Linked DNA regions of Homo sapiens: all the other regions are linked to region 2. The links are chromatin loops, found by intact Hi-C in ENCODE. Cell type or tissue: gastrocnemius medialis. All regions are shown on one strand. Region 1 overlaps APBB2 (amyloid beta precursor protein binding family B member 2). Region 2 overlaps APBB2 (amyloid beta precursor protein binding family B member 2). Region 3 overlaps APBB2 (amyloid beta precursor protein binding family B member 2).

The links. A loop is a pair of places that touch in the nucleus more often than their neighbours do. Peaks named below come from ENCODE experiments on the same cell type or tissue, not always from the same donor. Only the 100,000 strongest peaks of a DNase experiment are listed, where the experiment ranks them.
Region 1: a loop joins it to region 2, with 11 times the contacts of the local background. A loop is called at or near these places in 44 of 110 quality-filtered maps.
Region 3: it touches region 2 in a loop (2.7-fold over the local background); 4 of 110 quality-filtered maps call a loop at or near these places.

Annotation. Positions count from the first base shown.
Region 1 is chr4:40,896,698-40,899,197 of GRCh38, reverse strand. The region is part of intron 10 of APBB2 (amyloid beta precursor protein binding family B member 2); the gene reads left to right. Among named protein-coding and RNA genes, the nearest start is that of NSUN7, 150 kb to the right of the region's middle. RefSeq lists enhancers at 1,312-1,606, 1,312-1,812. In gastrocnemius medialis, a CTCF peak has its summit at 1,412 (motif pointing right); a DNase peak (open chromatin) is centred at 1,429.
Region 2 is chr4:40,839,978-40,842,477 of GRCh38, reverse strand. The region is part of intron 12 of APBB2 (amyloid beta precursor protein binding family B member 2); the gene reads left to right. Among named protein-coding and RNA genes, the nearest start is that of NSUN7, 91 kb to the right of the region's middle. RefSeq lists enhancers at 1,027-1,528, 1,680-1,779, 1,800-1,889. In gastrocnemius medialis, a CTCF peak has its summit at 1,308 (motif pointing left); a DNase peak (open chromatin) is centred at 1,277; H3K4me3 peaks cover 331 bases; H3K27ac peaks cover 1,621 bases.
Region 3 is chr4:40,916,007-40,918,506 of GRCh38, reverse strand. The region is part of intron 10 of APBB2 (amyloid beta precursor protein binding family B member 2); the gene reads left to right. Among named protein-coding and RNA genes, the nearest start is that of NSUN7, 170 kb to the right of the region's middle. In gastrocnemius medialis, a CTCF peak has its summit at 1,408 (motif pointing right); DNase peaks (open chromatin) are centred at 1,446 and 2,056; H3K27ac peaks cover 1,716 bases.

The DNA.
Region 1 (2,500 bases), 57 kb before region 2:
TTTGTTGTGAGACAAGTTATTTTTAGTACCCACATTTTATAACGAGGACATTGAGACACAGACAGGTTAACTAACTCACCCAAGGTCAAAAATGGTAAGAGGCAGCCCTGGGATTTGAACCTAGATTTTACTTTCAGTCTGAGGAACCACATAACTTAGGGTAAAGAAAGGAGCCATCTGTCTATAGCAGTGGTTCTCAAGGTGTGGCTCCCAGATCACAACTTCAGCATCATCTGAGAGCTTGTTAGAGATATAGATTCTTGGGTCCTACCCAGACCTACTGAATCAGAAACTCTGGGGAAGGGGCCCAGTGTTCTGTGTGTGTGTGTGTGTGTGTGTGTGAGTGTGTGTGTGTTTCTTTTTTCTTTCTTTTTTTTTTGAGATGGAGTCTCACTCTGTTGACCTCAAGTGGTCCGCCCACCTTGGCCTCCCAAAGTGCTGGGATTACAAGCATGAGCCACCATGCCCGGCCTGTTGTGTGTTTTAAGAAAGCCCTCCAGATCATATATTCGTATGTATCGTGGTCTACAGTACATCTCCACGTGCTGGCTTTGGCTGAAATCTGTTAAACTAGAGAAATCCTTAAAATCCACTAATAGAAAAGAGTAAAAGTTTATCAATAATAATAATAAAAGCCGGATGCTGTGGCAAATGCCTATAATCCCAGCACTTTGGGAGGCCAAGGTGGGTGGATCACCTGAGGTCAGGAGTTTGAGACCAGCCTGGCCAACATGGTGAAACCCCGTCTCTACTAAAAAGACAAAAAATTAGCGAGGCGTGGTGGCGCATGCCTGTAATCCCAGCTACTCGGGAGGCTGAGGCAGGAGAATCGTTTGAACCTGGGAGACGGAGGTTGCAGTGAGCTGACGCCACGCCACTGCACTCCAGCCTGGGCAACAGAGTGAGACTCCATCTCAAAAATAATAAACAAACAAAAAATAATAATAAACATTTGCGAAGTTTTGACTGTCTGCCAGGCATGATGCTAAGCATTTTACCAGCATTATCTTCTTTGGGCCTCGCACATGCTGTAAAGTATAGGTGGCATTATTATTTTACAGATGAAGAGACTGAGACTTAGAGACCTGAAGTGACTTAACTCAAAGTCACCAGCCAGAAAGTAGCAAAATCGTGACTTGAATCCAGACTCCTCTGATGACACGGTTCTACCCTGAACCATTACTCTTTTGCCCTTTTGGTTAAGAACTATTGAAGAATGGGCATAAGTCAAAGTGTATATGTTGATTTTTTTTTGTTAACTTTTTTTTTTAAGTGGCAGATGACTTGATTAAATACTTTGAGCTCTTCCCATGCTCCAAGATGAGCATTTATTCCCAGAACTGATTACGCCCGGCATCCCTTCCTGGGTTTAAGGGAAAGTGGTGGTGGTTATGAACCTTCCTGGCCACACGGGGGCAGCACCAAACATTGCAGGTTGCTCGTTTCTGCTCCCTTCTTTGGGAAGAAGCCAAGCTGGCCCCTCGGGCGGAGCTGCCTAGTCCCGCTTACACCTGTTTCCTCTCACTTAAGCCACATGGAATGGGGTGAAACTCTTCAGATGAGAAACTAAATTAAAACAAGAGCAGGGTTACCCAAGAAAAATGATTTTAAATAAACTCACTATAGTAATATGTCAGGCTTATATTCATCAGTATGACAAAACAATTTTTTTTTTTTTTGAGACGGAGTTTTGCTCTTGTCGCCTAGGCTAGAGTGCAGTGGCGCGATCTCGGCTCACTGCAGCCTCCGCCTCCCGGGTTCAAACGATTCTTTTGCCACGATTCTCTTGCCTCGGCCTCCCGAGTAGCTGGGATTACAGGCATGTGCCACCACACCTGGCTAATTTTTGTATTTTTAGTAGAAACGGGGTTTCACCATGTTGGCCAGGCTCGTCTCGAACTCCTGGCCTGAAGTGATCCGCCTGCCTTAGCCTCCAAAAGTGCTGGGATTACAGGCATGAGCCTGTTTGCCCACCCGGCAAAAACAGTATTATTAATGTGCTGGGGTGAGGTCGGGTGATTTGCATATTTTAGCTAAGAATGATACTCTGGGTGTTCAGTGAGCTGTTAGATCAAAATATTTGTCATCTTGGATTCCAAGGAGAGAAAACAGCCAGTATTCTTTTTTACCTTCTTTGTTGTTACTGAATTCTTTTGAGCAGTCCTAGGTTGTAGGATTTTATAGTAGACAGCTGGAGACAGTGGGAAAACGCATTTCTGACTTCTGGTTTGAAGAGTATTATCTCACAGTAACATTGCTGTCTTAGGGCTCACTCCAGCCAGGGTCACTAAGATGCTCTCCTGGTGGCAGCTTCTGTGGGTCTTGAACCCCATTTCCACAGTACCCTGTCCAAGCCCCAGTTTCCATGCCAGAAGCCGAATTCACCAGAATTTTGACTGAGGTGATCATATGATTTATTGTCTAACCCAGGACACTTTTTGAGAGTAAAAGGAGCTGCTCTGAATAATTTTGCCAGAATGACAGGGATACCCCAGAACTA
Region 2 (2,500 bases):
GTGCTCAGACTCGCTGTTAACGGGGCTGTGTTATTGGCGGGATGCCGTGTGAATGCTAACGTGTTGTTTCTGCTCTGTTCCCTCACGCCTTCCCGGATTCAGAGAGAGGTAACCGGCCGATTTTCACTTCTCCCCCCTTCGTGGTGTCTTAACGTGTCTGGCAAAGCTCACTTGCTTTCTTCATGTCGCATTGCCATCCTCACAACCATCCTTGTCTTTGAAAGGCAGAACTTTTGTTTTGTTTTGTTTTGTTTCGCCTCTTATCACCAGCATTTAAAACAGAGTCTGGAATTGCATCTGCGTTCCTCATTCTCTACTGTGTTTGACCCTGGTTGTGGAAGGTGATGGGCTGAGTGATTAAGTCTAACACCAATGTGGTCACTCACTAACGACTGAGAAAAATCTCATCAGTGTGGCAGGGAGTGAATGTGATGGAAATAGGTTATGTGCCATGTTGTAGAAGGAGGCTTTTCATGCTTCTGGAAAAATTAATATCATGGCCGGGCGTGGTGGCTCACGCCTGTAATCCTAACACTTTGGGAGGCCGAGGTAGGTGGATCACTCGAGGTCAGGAGTTCAAGACCAGCCTGGCCAACATGGCAAAATCTCATTTCTACTAAGAATACAAAAAATTAGCTAGGCGTGGTGGTGGGCACCTGTAATCACAGCTACTTGGGAGGCCTAGGCAGGAGAACCACTTGAACCTGGGAGGCAGTGGTTGCGGTGAGCCAAGATGGCACCACTGCATTCCAGCCAGGGTGACAGAGGGATACTCTGTCTCTAAATAAATAAATAAATAAATAAATAATATTAGTGCTTATATTACATATTCTCTAGAATTTGATTGGTAAGGGTTGGCACTAGGCTACTAGCCTAGCCAGAAGCACTGATTCAGTTTCAGTGTCAATTATTAGCCAAAATATATGGTCCTCCCTCTCCACCACAAGAAGGATAGAACCACAGAAAAGACATACCTATGAAACAAGAGATTTTGACCTCAGTTGTGTTTTTCCAATGCTCTGCATGTCCGCCTGCCCGTTTGATTGATTGGGGACTTTAAGCTCCATGATTCCATAGCTCTACCACTTAATAAAAACTCCACTTTTGATGGAATAAGGGAATTTGGAGATAATTCTCCTTGAATGAATGATGGTGGTTCCTGCTGGGCAAAGCGGAGAGACACGAAGGCAGATCTCCTCTTTGTGTCGGAGTTGGTGTCATGTAACCTCCCTGCCTGGTTGGGAGCTGGAAGTGATGAGTCCTCAGCTGGTATTTCCTGCCACACTGGTGTTGTGACTGCCCTCTGCTGGTGGCTGTTTTCCCCTGTGATGTGCTGCTGTCATAGTCCAGTGGTTAAGAGGGAGAGACAGCATAGAGTGGGCGGTGACACCTGCAGGGCTGGTCTTCCAGAGAGTGTGATTAGGAGAATTTGCAGGTTTCACTGACTTTTTAAATCACTTTGAGGAGACCCTGGCGGGGGCAGGTGGTGGAAAGTTCTGGAGGATGAGGGCTGTGCATGTGGATGTGAGCTCCTTCATGTAAAATAACAGCCAGTCCCATCAGAGTCAATGGGGAGGACATTTTCAGGTGTTCGCTAGTTCCTATCCTCCTTGTTTATGTGAGTGTCCTCGCTGGGAGGCAGTTGCTCTGAATATTAACACCAGGACCCTGTTCTAGAGAGGGCTACAGATTCTAGTTTGCCCAAGCCACCTCGATAATTGCAGGTGGTAGAATTTCAGATCTGCTATTTACACACTGTGTCTCATGAGCGTGCCTGGTGAAGAATTCCCTGCTAAGCCTGTGTGTTTACCCAGGTGACGAGTACCTGGGATACTCCTTTCGGAGGCTAAAAAACTTAGCATCTTTTTAAGCTTGCAAAGAAGGAGAAAGTAAGTTAAGCTTACCAAGCGAGAGCCTGAACTTTGTGAAATTAGTGATGCCTGCATGTGATACATGTGACATTGGGTTAAAAAGAACAGAAAACCAGAGTCTTACATGTGTGTGTTTTGCGGGGGGTCATTCTGGATTGGCCATCTGGAAAGATGAAGTTTCTTACGTACTTTCGCTTCCTGATTCCTCCCACTCTCAAAACAAGATTTTTTCAAAGTGCAGTCAGAAAATAAAAGCATCCAGTCTTGAAAACAGGACTCATTCTTCCTCCAGACCTTGTACAGACTGTCAACAACCCACATTTTTGTATAGCCCAGGAACCCTATAATTACACCGTGTTCTCATGTGGGCTTACCTTTTGAATTCTATTTTGGATCTCATGCTAGGCCCTGCACAGGTGAAACAAAGAGGAGAGAAAGCCCTTTGTCCTAAAGTGCCAGAAGTGCGATGTTTGGATCCAATCCGTTTGCTGCTGTCTTATCCTTATTTGCAGATGGGACCTGCCCTTTGCAATAGCATCAATAGAAAGATAAGCTGGGAGGGAAGGGTCACTGGGTACATTTTAGCAAGTCTTAGTATAATTCATATGAGTGCAAATATTTATTAAAAA
Region 3 (2,500 bases), 76 kb before region 2:
ATTAAAGCACTCTTACTGTCCAAGAGATAGGCTGTGGGTAAATAGTGTAGTGCCTATAAAACATTTTCCCCCAAATCTTTTAACTTAAAAAGTTAATACTGGGGACAAAATTGACACAGATAGCTCAGAGGTTCCCCAGTGGCACTCAAGCATGTGTTGGTGTGGCATTGCCTGCAAAACACCTTCACATTCCTATGGAGTTCTTTGTGGGCCTCTCTCTTTGAAAGATGTCTGTAGAGATGAGCTTGGCCAGTGCTCAGTAACTGTGTACTAGCCAGTGTGGGGATGTGCTAGTTCAAGCTAGTCCCTTTCCCACTAGATTAAGCTGCATAGAATTATGATAGAGTGGTTTGGCCAGCACTGGGATACGTCACATTGTAAATAAGTGAAAATATTCATAATATTGTGTTCTGTTTTATGTGCTAAAGTGTGAACTGCCATCCTCTCCTTCAAAAGCAATGTGAGAAATGGGAAGCTGTATTGCATTGTCATGGAATAAGTTTCACAGAGATTGCGTTTTGCATGTGGAATTATAACCTAGATACAGAATAAACCTGAGTCTCTGGTCCATTCATCTCTGTTAAAACAAGAAGGTTCATAGGGAGAGTTAACTGATCACTCTGTTTTTAAACCTTTGCCCTGTGGATAAAAAGCACACAGCACCCTTGGTAGAGGATTCCTTGTTTTAACATCTCTTTTTCTTAAGAAGTTCACCATTACTGTTCTGCAAATACTCCTCATCATTCCAAAGCTTCTACTTCTTTGATATCCTGTAGAAGGGCAACTCTTGGTTGATATTTTCCCAACTCATTCAAATACTTTAAGATAACCCATTCCCTCTCTGATAAAATTGACCTCAACTCCCTCTACCTTTATAATTCACAGAACTCATGTTGCTTTAATTATTTTTGGTGTTTTTTTCTCTGGATAGTCTAAATTTTCTCATTGGATGAAAAAAATTCATTGAGAGATCTTAAGTACTGGTTATCTGCTTAGCACTTACCTAGGTATTGTGGGATATGAAAAAAATACACATGGGGACCCTGACCTCAGTGGCTTGTCAGGGGACCGTAGCAGGTGGTGGGATGAGTACTGTGGACAGAGGACCCCACTGTTCACCCGTCTCTGCTGCTTCCAGCCCGGGAGACCTTGGGCAAGTCACTTCCCTTTCTTTGATGGGCCTCATCCATCAAGCTGAAGACAAGAAATCTTGGAGTTCAGCTCTAAAAGCCAGGTTCTGGGGCTAGCTGGGGAGCTGGAGTTCACTTAGAGAATAGCAGAATATGAAGGTGAAGAGATGAGCTACCATCTGCAGTTGGAGTTCAGATTTGGGATCAATAAACTTCTGCAGGGCCTCAAATCACTAGACCCACCCCAGGTCCATTCAGAAGACAGTCCCAGTTGTCCCACAGGTGGCAGTAATGAGCCGCAGTCAACACAGCACAGGAGTTGCCGCCCTGACTTGACCCTGAGTGAGAGCCCTGGCCACTTGAGGAAGCCTGCAGAAGTCTGCGGTGCAGCAGAGCCCAGGGACGTGGTATCATGGCCTGCAGGCTGTGTAGGCTGCATGATACGAAGTCCTCCCCTCTTCCCTCTGACCTTCCCCACCACAGACTCCACACTCAGGTCTCCCGTTCACTGCATACTTCTGCCCCGTCACCATCTCAAGGCTTCACAACAGGATCTCACCTGCGGTTGCTTCTCTTGGAATTTTGGGAATCCATTGCCTCGCAACATCCTCTGGGTCCCTCCTTGTTTTTGTGTGATCACCAGGGTCGGTCAGTCATGCTCGCTCTCAGAATAGTTTCTAGTTTCTGGACCTCCTGGGCTTCCTTCAGTTTCTCCCTGTCTGTCTTTCCTGGTGGCCACGTACACACAGGGTAAGACATGATTGCACAGAGACACGGGTATGTTACCTACTTGGAACAAAATCCAACCACATAAGTCTACATGGGCCAAATTGTTTCTTTCAAAGGGAAACATATCTTCTTGCATTTTGAAAATCGCAGCTCAGCCAATACTGAGGAACAGTTGCCAATCTCCATGTGCAGAACGGGTGGGAAGTGACTATCTTAGGAACATGACACATGCTTCTGGAACAGGCTTGCCAATGACAGCATCCACTTTTTGCCTTCTTGTGAGCAGAAGCCACAAGGGAGCACTTCATTCTGTCTGTCTGTCTGTCTGTCTGTCTTCAGGTCTAGCCTGAGAGATGTCTCCTCCTCAGATACCTTCTCAGCTCTGGGGTTAGGTTTCTAGCCTTAATTCCAGTCTGTGGCTGACTGTGGTCTCCTTTTTCATGTCTCAGCTCTGTGCACATACATTCCTCCCCGTAGGAATTCATCATATCTAATTTACAGCAAATTCTTTAGAACAACTACCTAAAATGTTTTCTCTTCTGCAATTACCATGCCTATCTTGGCAGAGAGTTTCTTTGTATTTACTTCACCTTTGCATTACACACTGAGTTCCAGTCGGTCAGGGACCATTTCCCTGAGTG